Regions from separate parts of the Homo sapiens genome. Here region 1 is linked to region 2. A link is an interaction called in ENCODE POLR2A ChIA-PET data of the cell type or tissue named here. Cell type or tissue: MCF 10A. All regions are shown on one strand.

Region 1 (2,500 bases), 240 kb after region 2:
TATCCTACATCGCAAGATCTGGTAAGGGGCGCATTGGATAGGACCATACAGACAAGGAAAGTGATGACATAGGTCTGTGTGCCACACAAAATTACATATGAGCTACAACAGGATCAAAATCTGTGTTTTATAAATACACCTACTATACAAACTGTTTTTATCTCCTGTTTCATTTTTATTAAGCTTTCTTTAGTAAAATCTGAATGAAAAAAATCTAACCAGTCTCAGCTATGTGAGGATGAAAAAAGCAAGTGAGTAATGGAGCTATGGTGTCCTGAGGTGGCCGCAGAGAAAGAAAAGAGACATTCCAATTCACTAAACACTTACCACACATGAGGCTTTATAAATATTATTTCATTTAAACCACATAAGAGGCTGTTAAAATAGATGGTCTTTTTCTTTTCCTCTTTTTTTTTTGAGATGGAGTTTTGCTCTTGTCACCCAGGTTAGGCAACAATTCTGCATCCAATTCTTTCTTCGTTTCCATAGCCACCAAACTAGTTGGGGTGCAATAGCATGATCTTGGCTCACTGCAACCTCCGCCTCCTTGGTTCAAGTGATTCTCCTGCCTCGGCCTCCTGAGTAGCTGGGACTACAGGCATGTGCCACTACCCCTGGCTAATTTTTTTGTATTTTTAATAGAGATGGGTTTCACCATCTTGGCCAGGCTAGTGTTGAACTCCTGACCTCAGGCGATCCGCCTGCTTTGGCCTAGATGGTCTTTTTCCCATCTTACAGAGAGGAAACCTGACCGTATAAATAAATTACTTGTAGTAACACAGCTACAGTGGAGGACAGAATCACGGTTCAAACTCAGGTCTGACATCACTGTACATAATTGCCACATAGGTGGCAAAAATAAGAAAGAGCTCTGCAGAGTGAGATGAAACTTAGAGCCTGGAAGCTGAAGCAAGCTCTGGAAGCTTCTCTCTCCTGTTAGAATTATTATAATAAGCTTGTCTTCCCTCTGACCATGTACCATCCTCTGGTGTGATTATTTAAATATGTAATTCTTTTACATCTGTGAAGAAGATGCCAGGACTAAATCCCCTTTCTTTCCAGGGTACACACAGAGTGTGAAGGGTCAATATAAGAAATACACACCATATTTAGAATGCTACATGTGCAGCTAACATGAAATGGCATCTGCTGCACACTGCCCAGGCTAGCCAAGAAAAGAAATGCTCCAGTCTGAATTATGAAAACACGTAAATGAACAAGAATTTCAGTTTTTTACCTCATGAGATTCTGTATAAGTAAAAAATCCACAAGAGTACAGGTTATTTTAAATCCTAATTTTAAAAAAGGTAATACTCTGTTACTAAAAAAGGAAAAGCATATTTGTTTTCCTAATTTTTGTTTTCCTAAATCTTATAGTTGGTTAAAAACAGTTTCTTTCTTTTTTTTGAGACAGGGTCTTGCTGTGTTGCCCAGGTTGAAGTACAGTGGCATGATCACAGCTCACTGCAACCTCTGCCTCCCAGGCTCAAGCGATCCTCTCACCTCAGTCTCCCGGGTAGCTGGGACTACAGGCACACCACCATGCCTAAGTTTTAAATTGTTTGTAGAGTTGGGGTCTCATCATGTTGCCCTGGCTGGTCTCCAACTCCTGGGCTCAAGTGATCCACCCGCCTCAGCTTCCCAAAATGCTGGTATTATAAGCATGAGCCACTGTGCCTGGCCTAAAAAGAATCTCTTACAGAAACTTTTACTTGTAAACACTTCATAGAAATGTCCAAATATAGGAAACTGGAATGATAACACCAAGAATTTGCACCAAAACTATGGCTTCTGCCTTTATTCTTATCCATGCTTGCTGTCTGTTGAAGTTTAGGACCACACTTTGAATACTGGAGTCCTAGTTACATGACACATAATATCTAAAAAGCATCTGAATAATGCAATACAAAACATCAAAGTTCAAAAAGCATTAGGAGTTATGCTTTTCTTAATGATTTATAATTATTGCTATAGATTGAAAAGCAAAATATGTGCTATAAAGTATTGTTTAGTTTAACAAGAACTAGTTTGAAATGTTTTGTCTTACCTTTGTGAGGGGAGCCTTGAGGAGATGCAGGAGGACTAGAATGTAAAGATGACGCCACAGAAATAGTGTCTTCTGTATGCTTCTTACCACTTATTTCTTCAGTTGTTCCTAAAACTTTCTGAGGTAAACTTGTATCTAAAAATAAAACCAAAGATGCAAATAAGCATCGTTTCACAATTAAAATGTCTATAGTTGCCTAAATCACTACATAACTAACACTATGATGCACAATGGCTAGTGTAGTCAACTGAAATGTGTAAATGACAAACAGGGACTAAATGACTGGGTAATGGCATACAGAGATTCTCACCTCTAGGTTATTCATTCAAATTCAGCTGGTCAGCATGGACCAGATTATATTAGTTTGTCTGCACTTTGTGGTATAAGGGAAATCAATTTAACAGTCTGAGTGCTATGCCCCACCTCCCACAATTGACACAGTGATTTGAAATC
Region 2 (2,500 bases):
TGTCTTTTTTTTTTTTTTTTTTTTTTGAGAGAGAGAGTCTGTCTCCCAGGCTGGAGTGCAGTAGCATAATTATTGCTCACTGTAATCTCAAACTCCTGGGCTCAAGCAATCCTCCTGCCTCAGCCTCTTGAGTAGCTAGGAATACAGGTGTGCACCACCATGCCTAGCTAATTTTTAAACAATTTTTTGTAGAGACAGAGTCTCGCTGTGTTTCCCAAGCTGGTCTCAAACTCCTGGCCTCAAGCAATCTTCCCACCTCAGCTTCCCAAAGTGCCAGAATTACAGGCATGAGCCGCTGCATCTGGCCACTGTGTGTGTGTGTGTGTGTGTGTGTGTGTGTGTGTGTGTAAATATATATATTTTTAAAACCTTTTTATTTTGAAATAATTCAGATTTACAAAAAAAGTGCAAAAGTTGAAGGGTATGAGAATTTCCTTTACCCAGATTCTACAAATGCTAACATTTTACCATATTTGCCTTATTGTGTTTCCCTCATTTTTTTTTCCTGAACTTTCTGAGAGTAAGTTGCAGACATAATGCCTATTTACCCCAAATGAACATTTTTAGAATTATGACAGCCCATTTGGGTCTAGATCTCCTGGAGAAATACCTTAGAGTATATTTTTTTAAGATACTTCAGTGTGTATTTCCTAAATATACAAGGACATTCTCTAATGTAACTGCAATATAATGACCAAAACCAGGGTATTAATATTGATGCAATGCTATCATTTAATCTTTCCATTTGTCCTAATAATGTATTTTATGGCAAAAGGAAAAAAAATTCCCTGTGGACCAGTATCCTATTGGGGATCACACATTGCATGTAGTCATCATGTCTCTTTAGGTATCCTTAATCTAGAGCAGTCCTTCAGTCTTTCTTCGTCTTTCATGTCCATGATGTTTTGAAAAGTATAGGCAGGTTATTTTGTAGAAGGTCGTGCAAGCATTTTTTGATTGATAGCTCATCTAGGTTCAGCTCTTCTGGAGAAAAGAAGAAGAAATCAATGTATCTCCTCAAAAATTTGGAATTTTTTTTTTTTGAGGTGGACTGCCACTGTGTCCCCCAGGCTGGAGTGCAGTGGCACCATCTCGGCTCACTCACTGCAACCTCCGCCTCCCATGTTCAAGCGATTCTTGTGCCTCATTCTCCTGAGTAGCTGGGATTACAGGCATGCACCACCACACCCAGCTGATTTTTTTTTTTTTTTTCAGTAGAGATGGGGTTTCACCATGTTAGTCAGGCTAGTTTCCAACTCTAGACCTCAAATGATCATCCCTCCTTAGCCTCCCAAAGTTCTAGGATTACAGCCGTGAGTCACCACACCCGGCCAAAAATTTGTATCTTAAGAGCTTTATCTTAACTCCAGCAAGATGTCTTACCTAGGACTCAACAGGTTTTTGTTGTTGTTTTATGATATTTCTCAATGTGGGCACTATTGGCATTTTTGACAGGACAGTTCTTCACTATGCCAGACTGTTCCACCCATTACAGAAGGTTTAGCATCCCTGGCTCCTGCCCACTAAATTCCAGTAGCATTCTCCAGTTGATATGACCACACAAAACACCCTCTTTTAAGAACAATTGTTATTTAAAATTTAGAATCTTTAAATTAGGAGACCAGTCTTGCTTTTCATATAGTAGATAGTATAAGCAAAATTTCCAGTTGTTTTCATTATCAGTAATTGGTAATTAAATGACCAATAATAGAAGTTTTAGCTGAATTCTCTTCAGTTATTTGATTTGCTATATTTAATGATAAAGGGTTAAGTGGATCATATATGTTTTTATATAATCTGAAATGAGAATGCTATTAATTCTAATTAGAGTCAAGGATGCCACCTTAGATATCAACTGAAATAAAATATCCCTGGAAGATTTATCTTAAAACTGGATATTTTACTATTTTAAATTTTAGGGGGAAATGAGTGTCCTTGCATTTAATTCTAATTTTAGTGATGTTAATTATTCTCTTTTTTTTTTTTCTTTCAGAACTGGTCCCTAGGAAAGACCTTCTTGTAGAAAATGTGCCATATTGTGATGCACCAACTCAGAAGCAATGAGTTTTCTAGAATACAACAAGTCTTTGTACTTTTTAACTTTAAAATCTACAACTCTGGCAAAAGTCCTGGAAATGCAGACATTTTCCCTGAACTGGCATATTGAAAATGAATGAATTACAGAATAGCTTCATATTTAAATTTCATGTTAAAAGGTCATTACTGAGAACTAAAGAACATAATTAAGTATTTCTAAAGGAAATTAGATAAGAAAACATTTCATTTTCATTGAAAATCAAATTTCATAAAGCAAAGTAAATGCTTAGGGAGATATATTCAATCTTTGACCTTGATGAGTATTTGATCTTACCATAGCTATTTGAGAATGTGGTGCTTTTACAAATTGGTGAGTTTTCCTGCCATGTGAAATGCAATTATTACATTTAAATTGTTAGATTAAAATGATATTTAGTCCTGAAAAATATTAAATTGGTCAAAA

What was found. ChIA-PET counts read pairs that join two places held together with the same protein. Peaks named below come from ENCODE experiments on the same cell type or tissue, not always from the same donor. Only the 100,000 strongest peaks of a DNase experiment are listed, where the experiment ranks them.
Region 1: POLR2A ChIA-PET joins it to region 2 with 5 read pairs; 2 of 35 experiments call an interaction of 5 or more read pairs at or near these places.

What each region holds. Positions count from the first base shown.
Region 1 is chr5:131,437,534-131,440,033 of GRCh38, forward strand. It overlaps RAPGEF6 (Rap guanine nucleotide exchange factor 6), which reads right to left. Exons shown (of 28, transcript NM_016340.6): 24 at 2,048-2,182. Among named protein-coding and RNA genes, the nearest start is that of CDC42SE2, 170 kb to the left of the region's middle. In MCF 10A, no CTCF peak of the experiment used is centred here; no DNase peak of the experiment used is centred here.
Region 2 is chr5:131,197,538-131,200,037 of GRCh38, forward strand. LYRM7 (LYR motif containing 7) reads left to right here. Exons shown (of 5, transcript NM_181705.4): 5 at 1,994-2,500. The coding sequence ends at 2,064. Among named protein-coding and RNA genes, the nearest start is that of LYRM7, 28 kb to the left of the region's middle. In MCF 10A, no CTCF peak of the experiment used is centred here; a DNase peak (open chromatin) is centred at 1,284.